3 separate regions of the Homo sapiens genome follow, and all the other regions are linked to region 2. A link is a contact called in ENCODE Hi-C or POLR2A ChIA-PET data. All regions are on one chromosome and are shown on one strand. The core of a region is the stretch at or near the end of the contact, and the rest is flanking DNA. Distances in the headings are between cores, read along the strand shown.

What was found. A loop is a pair of places that touch in the nucleus more often than their neighbours do. ChIA-PET counts read pairs that join two places held with the same protein, here RNA polymerase II (POLR2A). Pooled maps may share reads with other maps.
Region 1: a pooled map shows a loop between it and region 2 (2.7-fold over the local background). The contact joins two enhancer-like sites. A Hi-C loop is called at or near these places in 2 of 168 maps with a recorded cell type or tissue (mesodermal cell and posterior vena cava), 7 of 37 single-sample maps with no recorded cell type and 3 of 50 pooled maps. POLR2A ChIA-PET finds 5 or more read pairs at or near these places in 11 of 52 experiments (A673, GM10248, H1 and 7 more).
Region 3: a pooled map shows a loop between it and region 2 (3-fold over the local background). The contact joins two enhancer-like sites. A Hi-C loop is called at or near these places in 1 of 50 pooled maps. POLR2A ChIA-PET finds 5 or more read pairs at or near these places in 2 of 52 experiments (GM12878 and H1).

The regions. Positions count from the first base shown.
Region 1 is chr7:74,392,510-74,395,849 of GRCh38, forward strand. The region is part of intron 13 of CLIP2 (CAP-Gly domain containing linker protein 2); the gene reads left to right. Among named protein-coding and RNA genes, the nearest start is that of GTF2IRD1, 60 kb to the right of the region's middle. Within about 2 kb of position 1,307, at least 9 of the 41 ENCODE cell types and tissues checked have a DNase peak (open chromatin) inside an H3K27ac peak, as active enhancers do.
Region 2 is chr7:74,229,459-74,232,893 of GRCh38, forward strand. It overlaps RFC2 (replication factor C subunit 2), which reads right to left. Exons shown (of 11, transcript NM_181471.3): 11 at 2,044-2,758. The coding sequence ends at 2,648. LAT2 (linker for activation of T cells family member 2) reads left to right here. Exons shown (of 14, transcript NM_032464.3): 14 at 1-376. Among named protein-coding and RNA genes, the nearest start is that of LAT2, 21 kb to the left of the region's middle. RefSeq lists an enhancer at 1-186. Within about 2 kb of position 1,798, at least 7 of the 41 ENCODE cell types and tissues checked have a DNase peak (open chromatin) inside an H3K27ac peak, as active enhancers do; they include GM12878, where a contact is called at or near this core.
Region 3 is chr7:74,011,120-74,014,858 of GRCh38, forward strand. No RefSeq gene overlaps it. Among named protein-coding and RNA genes, the nearest start is that of ELN, 15 kb to the right of the region's middle. RefSeq lists an enhancer at 1,755-2,074. Within about 2 kb of position 1,917, at least 5 of the 41 ENCODE cell types and tissues checked have a DNase peak (open chromatin) inside an H3K27ac peak, as active enhancers do; they include GM12878, where a contact is called at or near this core.

The sequences.
Region 1 (3,340 bases), core at 57-2,556, 160 kb after region 2:
CAAGACCCTGTCTCAAAAAACAATAAGTAAAAGGCTGAGTGTGGTGGCTGCTCACGCCTGTAATCCCAGCACTTTGGGAGGCCGAGGCAGGTAGATCACCTGAGGTCAGGAGTTCGAGACCAGCCTGGCCAAGATGATGAAACCCCATATCTACTAAAAATACAAAAATTATCCAGGTATGGTGAAGCACGCCTGTAATCCCAGCTACTTCAGGCAGGAGAATCACTTGAACTAGGAGGTGGAGGTTGCAGTGAGCCAAGATCGTGCCATTGCACTCCAGCCTGGGCAACAAGAGTGAAACTCTGTCTCAAAAATAATAATAGTAATAAACACAATTTTAAAAAATAACAAATGGCAAGACCTAACAACACAGGACAGACTTCCAGCATGGCGATCACCCCATCATAGCTGGGGAGCCCCTGCCCCCTTCTGATGGGCGTGGGCCCCCTGAGTCTCCTGGGGAGGCCCCACTTTCCCTTCATTATTTTTCTTACTCCCAATTCCCCAGCCCCTGTAAGCATTTGCTTTTTTTTTTTTTTTTTTTGAGACGGAGTCTTACTCTGTTGCCCAGGCTGCAGTACAGTGGCGCGATCTCAGGTCACTGCAACCTCCACCTTCTGGGTTCAAGCGATTCTCCTGCCTCAGCCTCCCGAGTAGCTGGGATTACAGGCGCCCATCACCATGCCCAGCTAATTTTTAGTAGGGACAGGGTTTCACTGTGTTGGCCAGGCTGGTCTCCAACTCCTAACCTCAAGTGATCTGCCTGCCTCTGCCTCCCAAAGTGCTGGGAGTACAGGCATGAGCCACCGCACTGGGCCCAGCATTTGCATTTCTTTTTTTTTTTGAGATGGAGTTTTGCTCTTGTTGTCCAGGCTGGAGTGCAGTGGCACAATCTCTGCTCACTGCAACCTCCACCTCCTAGGTTCAAGTGATTCTCCTGCCTCAGCCTTATGAGTAGCTGGGATTACAGGCATGTGCCACCATGCCCGGCTAATTTTGTATTTTTAGTAGAGATGGGGTTTCTCCATGTTGGTCATGCTGGTCTCGAACTCCCGACCTCAGGTGATCCACCCGCCTCAGCCTCCCAAAGTGCTGGGAATACAGGTGTGAGCCACTCTGCCGGGCCCAGCATTTGCATTTCAACCCAAGTTAAAGGAATCTCTTTGAAGCACAGACATCCTTTTGTAAAAGAAGAAATGCTACCTCCTTTCCTTCTATACAGATTAAGAGTTGCTCTAGCTACATTTGCTACAAATCTAACACCTTTCTAGAAACTGTAGCCCTGCCCAGGAAGGAAACAGATGCGATGAGGCAATCTAGGAATTTTCCAGAACAACACTGCCCTCTGCAGATGCAGCCTGTGTTTTTCCAGTAGGAACAAACCAGCCAGGACCCTGGCCAGGGTTCCAGGGCTGCCCTCCCTCCCCTGTCTCCCATCCTAAGTGGAAAAGTTATTATTGGTGCCCTGCCTGGTCTCACTTTCTCCGAGGAAGCTTTCCGCCCTATCTCAGCCGCAGGATGCCCCTCCGCTGAGTCTCGATAGAACTTCCTGGAGTTTTGGGTCTTTATCCATTGTCTCTGAATTTTCCCTGTCATCTGAAGCCACATTTCCTCTTTCCCAGAGGGCCTCATCCCCGTCTCCCTGCTGTCAACAGCTGTCAACAGCCTCCTTCCATCCTTCAGCTCTCATCAGTTATGAGATTCCTCCCTTCTGGGATACCTTCTTTTTCTTCTTATTTTTTTTTTTTTTTTTTTTTTGAGATGGAGTTTTGCTCTTGTTGCCCAGGCTGGAGTGCAGTGGCACAATCTCTGCTCACCGCAACCTCTGCCTCCTGGGTTCAAGCAATTCTCCTGCCCCAGCTTCCCAAGTAGCTGGGATTACAGGCATGCGCCACCATGCCGGGCTAATTTTGTATTTTTAGTATAGATAGGGTTTCTCCATGTTGGTCAGGCTGGTCTCAAACTCCCGACCTCAGGTGATCCACCTGCCTCGGCCTCCCAAAGTGCTGGGAGCACAGGCGTGGGCCACCGCCCCGGGCCCAGCATTTGCATTTCAACCCGAGTTAAAGGAATCTCTTTGAAGCACAGACATCCTTTTGTAAAAGAAGAAATGCCATCTCCTTTCCTTCTATACAGATTAGGAGTTGCTCTAGCTACATTTGCTACAAATCTAACACCTTTCTAGAAACTGTAGCCCTGCCCAGGAGGGAAACAGATGCGATGAGGCAATCTAGGAATTTTCCAGAACAACACTGCCCTCTGCAGATGCAGCCTGTGCCTTTTCCAGTAGGAACAAACCAGCCAGGCCCCTGGCCAGGGTTCCAGGGCTGCCCTCCCTCCCCTGTCTCCCATCCTAAGTGGAAAAGTTATTCTTGGTGCCCTGCCTGGTCTCACCTTCTCCGAGGAAGCTTTCTGCCCTGTCTCAGCCACAGGATGCCCCTCTGCTGAGTCTCGATAGAACTTTCTGGAGTTTTGGGTCTTTATCCATTGTCTCTGAATTTTCCCTGTCATCTGAAGCCACATTTCCTCTTTCCCAGAGCCTGGCCTCATCCCCGTCTCCCTGCTGTCAACAGCTGTCAACAGCCTCCTTCCATCCTTCAGTTCTCATCAGTTATGAGATTCCTCCCTTCTAGGATACCTTCTTTTTCTTCTTCTTTTTTTTTTTTCTGAGACGGAGTTTTGCTCTGTGACCCAGGCTGGAGTGCAGTGGCGCAATCTTGGCTCACCGCAACCTCTGCCTCCTGGGTTCAAGCAATTCTCCTGCCCCAGCCTCTCAAGTAGCTGGGATTACAGGCATGCACTACCACGCCCAGCTAATTTTGTATTTTTAGTAGAGATGGGGTTTCACCATGTTGACAGGCTGGTCTTGACTCATGACCTCAAGTAATCTGCCCGCCTTGGCCTCCCAAAGTGCTGGGATTACAGGCATGTGCTACCACACCCAGCTAATTTTTGTATTTTGAGTAGAGATAGGGTTTTGCTATGTTGGCCAGGCTGGTCTCAAACTCCTGACCTCAGGTGATCTGTCCTCCTCAGCCTCCCAAAGTGCTGGGATTACAGGCATAAGCCACCATGCCTGGCCAGAGATACCTTCTTTTTGGCCAGTTTGCTAAGTCCAGTTCATTCTTCAGGGCTTAGCACATTGTCACCTCTTCCTTGAAGCCTTTCTTGATTGATACAGGCCACCGTGGGCTCCTCCACACTCCTGCAGTGCTTAGGATGGAGGTGGGAGATCAGCTAGGAATGCTTTGGTGACAGTGATGTCACATCCATCAAACAGCAGATTAAAGTAGCAGAGATTTCCTTTTCTTACATAACAAGAAATCTGGAGGTAGCTGTG
Region 2 (3,435 bases), core at 548-3,047:
CAGCATCCTTGTTGGGTGGGGCCCTGGCTCTCTTCCCCTTTGGTGGGACCTCCCCTTTCTTTGGGCTTCAGTTCACTCAGGAAGAAATGAGGCTGTCGCCATCTTTATGTGCTTCCAGTGGAAATGTCACTTGCTACAGACAATAGTGCATGAGAGTCTAGAGAAGTAGTGACCAGAACAGGGCAGAGTAGGTCCCCTCCATGGCCCTGAATCCTCCTCTGCTCCAGGGCTGGCCTCTGCAGAGCTGATTAAACAGTGTTGTGACTGTCTCATGGGAAGAGCTGGGGCCCAGAGGGACCTTGAGTCAGAAATGTTGCCAGAAAAAGTATCTCCTCCAACCAAAACATCTCAATAAAACCATTTTAGTTGAAAAGCAGTGATTATCCTGTGTCTCCTTTCTCCTGCTTCAGGTAAAAAACCTTTTATAAAAATATAAAAATTAGCCGGGCCTGGTGGTGCATGCCTGTAGTCTCAACTACTTGGGAGGCTGAGGCAGGAAAATCACTTGAACCCAGAAGGTTGCAGTGAACTATGATTGCATCACTGCACTCCAGCCTGGGCAAGAGGGAGACCTTGTCTCAAAAAACATAACAAAACACGGCCAGGCACAGTGGCTCACGCCTGTAATCCCAGCACTTTGGGAGGCTGAGGTGGGTGGATCACGAGGTCAGGAGATCGAGACCATCCTGACTAACACAGTGAAACCCGTCTCTAATAAAAATACAAAAAAATTAGCCGGGCATGGTGGCGGGCACCTGTAGTCCCAGCTACTTGGGAGGCTGAGGCAGGAGAATGGCGTGAACCCGGGAGGCGGAGCTTGCAGTGAGCCGAGATCGCACCACTGCACTCCAGCCTGGACGAAAGAGGGAGACCTTGTCTCAAAAAACATAACCAAACACAAAAAGCCTTAAGGGAATGGCGGCCACAGCTCTTGTTTAATAAAAAGGGACCCTGAGAGCATCAGGGCTGCGGATGGGATCTTAGTTCCCAAGTCCAGCCGTCTTTCTGGGATGGCCCAGGGACTCTTCCCATGAGAAGAAATTAATGCGACAAGTTAGGAAATCAGAAGAAACATCTAGAACCCAACTGCCGCCCACCTGTTACTTCACATCCTGAAGTCCTGACTGTACAACCTCAGGGACAAGTTTCTCTTCCTTTTTTTGTAAGAGTCTCGCTCTGTCGCCCAGGCTGGAGTGCAATGGCACCATCTTGCCTCACTACAATCTCCACCTCCTGGGTTCAAGCAATTCTCCTGCCTCAGCCTCCTGAGTAGCTGGGATTACAGGCGTGCGCCACCATGCCCAGCTAATTTCGTATTTTAGTATTTCGTATTTTAGCCACCGTGCCCAAATGGGCCAGGCATGGTGGCTCACACCTGTAATGCCAGCACTTAGGAGGCTGAGGTGGGAGGATCACTTGAGGCCAGGAGTTCGAGACCAGTCCCAGCAATATAGTGAGACCTCATTTCTACAAAAAATTTAATAATTAGCTGGGTATCGTGGTACATGCCTGTAGTCCCAGCTACTCAGGAGGCTGAGGTAGGAGGATCACTTGAGCCCAAGAGGTTGAGGCTGCAGTGAGCCAAGATTGGCCCACTACACTCTAGCCTGGGCGACAGAGTGAGACCCAATCTCAAAAATCAAAACAAAACAAAAAGGGAAAAAAATAGTATCTTACCAAAAAAAAAAAAAAGGCAATTCTACAAATTAGTACGAAATTCTTTGGGGAATTCTAAAGCAAGCGCAAAGAGTATGGTCTAGAACACAGGAAGAGCATCACGGTGTTTTCCTGAGGGCTGGGCTGCATCTCTCCACTCTGCCGCCCTCTCTGAAAGGCTCGCCACCTGGCCATTCTGAGAAATCAGTCTAAATAGGAAAGACAGCAAACCCTGCCCTCGCCCTGGGGAAGTGGCGCCTTCAGGCTTCTAGAAGAACCGAGATGAGCTTGTGGGTCTACTATCTAATCGCCTTTTCTACTTGTAGGCTGCCAAGGCCCGTAGAGACAGGAAGCTGGTTTTTCTCGAGGCTTCACATGGTCACCTTATTGCCAACAAACACTGCAAGGCTTTATTAGCTAAAATGTCAACCCACACACAGATCAGAGACCGCCCTCAGCTTCTCTGCGCCTTTCCGCCCCGTCACCGCATCAATGGGGTGGAGGCCAAACTCAAACACTTGCGGGGCACAGACGTCCCAGAAGCAAACATGCAAGTCACGGGAGTTTATTTATTTAATTTTTTTCCCCAGATGGAGACTCTGTCGCCCAGGCTGGAGTGCAATGGTGTGATCTTGGCTCACTGCAACCTCCACCTCCTGGGTTCAAGCGATTCTCCTGCCACAGCCTCCCGAGTAGCTGGGATTACAGGTGCCCGCCACCACACCCAGCTAATTTTTATATTTTTAGTAAAGACAGGGTTTCCCCATGTTGGCCAGGCTGGTCTTGAACTTCTGACCTCAGGTGATCCACCTGCCTCGGCCTCCCAAAGTGTTGGGATTACAGGCGTGAGCTACCGTGCCTGGCCAGCCACTGGAGTTTAAAGGACAGTCATGTTGGCTCCAGCCTAAGGCGGCATTTTCCCCCATCAGAAAGCCGCGGCTCCTGTACCTCAGAATAGGGCACCTGTAAGTCAGTCAGTGAAGTCTCTGCTCTAACTGGCCACCGGGGCCATTGTCTTCTGACACAGCCTTGCCAGGAGGCCTGCCATCTGCAAAAGAGAGTTCACTCCTTCCGCTATTTTCATGTGAGTGTATCCAATTTCCTGAAAAACAAACCAAATTCAAATCTGGTTAATAAGTGGGGGAGTTCTTTTTTAAAATCTGAACTGAAAAAAATAAAAATAAAAACAGAAACAAACTGAACTAATGGTTTTTTCAAAATCAGCATGAGGAATTCCAACCCCAGCCGGAAAATGAATGCTAAGATGCAATGGATTATGTTTACCTAAAGTTCTATTTATTTCTTAAAAGGATGCTGATAGTTCTTTCAAAGAAACTGTTAAGAAAATGGGTGGGGCGAGGGGGGGCGGGGTGGTGGCACGGAAAGCCAGGCTAGAGGAAAATATTTATATATCTGATAAAGAACTTGCATCCAGACTGTATAAAGAATTCTCAAAAATTCAGTAATAAAGTCCAGGCGTGGTGGCTCATGCCTGTAATCCCAGTACTTTGGGAGGTCAAGGCAGGTGGATCACGAGCCCAGGAGTTCGAGATCAGCCTGACCAACATGGTAAAACCCCATCTCTACTAAAAATACAAAAATTAGCCAGGTATGGTGGCGCACGCCTGTAATCCCAGCTACTCGGGAGGCTGAGGCAGGAGAATCACTTAAACCTGGGAGGCGAAGGTTGCAGTGAGCTGAGATAGTGCCACTGCACTCCAGCCTGGGCAACAGAGCAAGACTCCATCTCAAAAATAAATAAGTAAATAAATTCAGTAA
Region 3 (3,739 bases), core at 667-3,166, 220 kb before region 2:
ACTGAGCCCAATGCATGAGGTGGCTGACATCGTGCACCCACCGACCAGCCAGTCCTGGATTTGCCCGCAGTAGAGCCTGCAGAGGGGGTGGCAGGTGGTACCTGCCCGCCAGCCCCCAGTCCTGGCCAACCACCCACGCTTCAGGGGTTAACTGCACACTCCAGCCCACTCCTGTTTTCAATTTGGACACAGTGGACCAAGCTTAAGGATTTGCACGTTTCCTTGAACATTTCTCGGCTGGGGTCCGAGTCAGGCGGATTGCTTGAGGTCAGGAGTTCGAGACCAGCCTGGCTAACAGGGTGAAACCCCCTCTCTACAAAAAAATACAAAACTAGCCAGGCATAGTGGCACATACCTGTGGTCCCAGCTACCCGGGAGGCTGAGGTGGGAGGATTGCTTGGACCCAGGAGGTTGAGGCTGCAGTGAGCTGTGATTGTGCCACTGCAATCCAGGCTGGGTGACCAAGAAATAATATTACTTTATTTTCTTTAATTTTATTTATTTATTTATTTATTTATTTATTTATTTATTTACTTTGAGATGGAGTTTTGCTCTTGTTGCCCAGGCCGGAGTGCAATGGCACGATCTTGGCTCACTGCAACCTCCACCTCCCGGGTTCAAATGATTCTCCTGCCTCAGCCAAGTAGCTGGGATTACAGGAGTGCACCACCATGCCTGGCTAATTTTTTGTATTTTTAGTAGAGATGGGGTTTCGCCATGTTGGCCAGGCTGGTCTCAAACACCTGACCTCAGGTGATCCGTCCGCATAGGCCTCCCAAAGTGCTGGGATTACCGGTGTGAACCACTGTGCCCAGCCAGAATATTACCTTAATCAAGCCTCTAGATATAACAGCCAGCTTCTCAGAACACAAATAATAGAATTATATATTACTCCGGGGGGGGTGGATGGTGAAGCTCTGCCCCCAAGACCAGCAGCACCAGCTGCCCCTGCCTGGGTGGCCACTTTACAACAGCAAATCTGGAGGTCGTCCTGGCCCGTGGGCTCCCAATGGAGCCCGAACAGTGGCTTTGACAGATGAGGAAGCCGAGACCCACTGAACAGAGGGAGTGTTCTTAAAGCCAGGGACACCCGGCGCAGAGCCCATGTGGGGCTTGGGGAGCCCAGGGGACTTGTCCCTTGGTCTTCCGCTGAGCAGCTTTGAAGAGGGCGCATATTCTGGGAGTTAGAGACCCAGGTTGGAATGGGCCTGTCTCTGCGTCTCTGGGCCTCGAGTCCCCTACCTTGGGGGCACAGGTGTGTATCTGGGGCCGAGGGGATACTGAGGCTATGCCCTTGGAGACTGGCTCTCTCCAGCTGGCAATCTCATTCAGGGATTCTGGGACTGAAAATCCTCCAGGGCTGGGCGTAGTGGCTCACGCCTATAATCCCAGAACTTTGGGAGGCCGAGGCAGGCAGATCACTTGAGGTCAGGAGTTCAAGATCAGCCTGGCCAACATGGTGAGACCCCCGTCTCTAGCAAAAATACAGAAATTAGCCAGATGTGGTGGCAGCCGCCTGTAATCCCAGCTTCTTGGGAGGCTGAGGCAGGAGAATCACTTGAACCTAGGAGGAGGAGGTTGCAGTGAATCAAGATCATGCCACTGCACTCCAGCCTGGGCGACAGAGTGAGACTCTGTCCCAAAAAAAAGAAAAAAGAAAAAGAAAATGACCTCTCAGTGCCTAGGATGGCAGCCCCCAGGTTCAGGCCCTCAGCTGGAACCCCTGGGGCTGTGAATGAGGTGTGAGGAAGGCGGGGCCTCCAGGCAGCTGGAGTGCAGGAGGGAAGCTGGGCTGGACCTGGGATCTCTGGACCCGCGAGGCCTGCCCGACCTGCCTGCCCCCTGCCCAGAGCGTCTACCTTGGCCTGGCTCTCACCCAGTAGGTGGAGGCCCAGGGGCCTGGAATCAGTCACATCCGGCCCAGCCGTCTAAACAGGCCTGAGGCCCCAGAGCCCGCCGGGCCCAAGGGGAGCCCAAAATAACATCTGAGTCAGCATCCCTGCAGACACCCCCATCAGCCTGGGCCCATAGGGAGGGGCCTAGAGGCGGCCCAGACGGGGACCAGGCCAGGTCAGGCAGCCACCTGCTCTGGCGGGGCCCAGCCAGCGGCCAGCATGGCCCAGGGACATTGGAATTAGCCAAGTGGGGAGAGGGAGATTGGAGAAGAGAAGGGGGCGGCCCTGCCTGAGGTGGGCTCCAGTGCGAGAGAGACAGGGCTGTCTGCAGATGGTAGCAGTTCAGTGCAGCCAGTGTCACCCTGGGGGGAGAATAGGGGGCTGGGAGCAGGTGCAAGCACATGGCCCAGTCTGGGGTCCCTAGAGGCAAGCAAGTCCTGAGTGTGGGTTGGATTTGGACAGGACAGGGATGCGGGAACCACATTCTACCCAGGGGGAGTCAGGGAACAGAAGCCCCTCCACAGGGGGAGGTGGAAGAGAGAGAGCCCCAGGAGTTTAGGGACCCCTACCAGAGCCAAGCTGGAGACCCTCCCCCCAGGGGCTGGGCAGACACATATAGCCCTCTGACCCCAATCACCTCTGCCACTACAGCCCAGCAGCCATGGCCAGGCCTGTCCGCCCCATACTAGCCCTGCCAGACACAAAGGTGGCCCCAGCAGAAGGGACTGTCTGCACTGAGGCATCCACGTCATCCTACCCATCCCTCCAGGTGAGCACAGCCCCCAGGAGACCCAGAGGAGCTAAGATTCCAACACCAGGGCAGGGCGGGCCTGAGATCAGGGACAGGTCCTAGGCCAGAGTCCTTCAGCATCAGTCCATGTGATCTCGACTCCTCCCCAGAGGCGGCCGCAGGAGCGAGCTGGTCCAGGCCACACTGTGTCCTCAGGTCCCCGGGTGGGTGGCTCTGGTCAGTCCCTTTGCTTTACAACTGTGAGGTCGCCCTGCCTCCCATGGCCAAGCTGGGGCAGAGGGCGGATACCTGAATCCCTGCTGGCCTCCCAGCTTAATCCCTCAGCTTTCCTGAGAATGGCTCTGCTGTTCTTGGCCAAGGGCCTCCGCTGAGCCTGGCACAGCCTCGGCTTGGCCCTCACCAGCGAGTGAGGGCTTGGCTGGGGCCCAGCCAGGGCGGTGGACATGATTGAAGCTAGAACATGGGGCCTGGCGGGCGGTGGAGGTTCACTTGGACCCCAGGGAGTGGCTCTGCCGCAGGGTCGGGACTCACCTCCTGGGGCCCCTCTCATCTGACAGAAGCTTCAGGGCCTTCTCCGAGCCCACCTGGTCCAGAAAACATACAGACCCTGCTCCTTCACTCCCCTGAAACAAATCTGGGTTTTCCCACAAGGAAAGAAGCAGAAAGTTGAGAACAAAACCCTGGTTCTCCCTCCTGTTACAGGCCTTGATCGAGTCTCTACCATTTCCGAGGCTCAGTGCAAAGCTCCACGTAGAGGATGCAGAAATGAATTTTCTATGGAGCCCCAGGACGGGGCCACACCTCTTTTTACTGCCCCAGTTTCTCCAAACGGCCCTGAACCAGGGATCTGAGCAGGGCTGTAGCTAAGATTTTGCTGAGCAGCTATTTTGTGCTTGCATGCATGCAATGTGCTTGAGCTCCCTGACTCCCTGCCACACCCTCTCTAAGAGATGAGGAAACTGAAGCTCAGGGAGGGTACCTTGCCCAAGGTCAAAGTGCCCAAAGTGGAACAAGAGGGACTTGAACTTGCGCCATGTGGACTCAGAGCCTCTGCTTTTAACCACAGGGGTGTAGTGGGAAGGGGGTGTCTGGG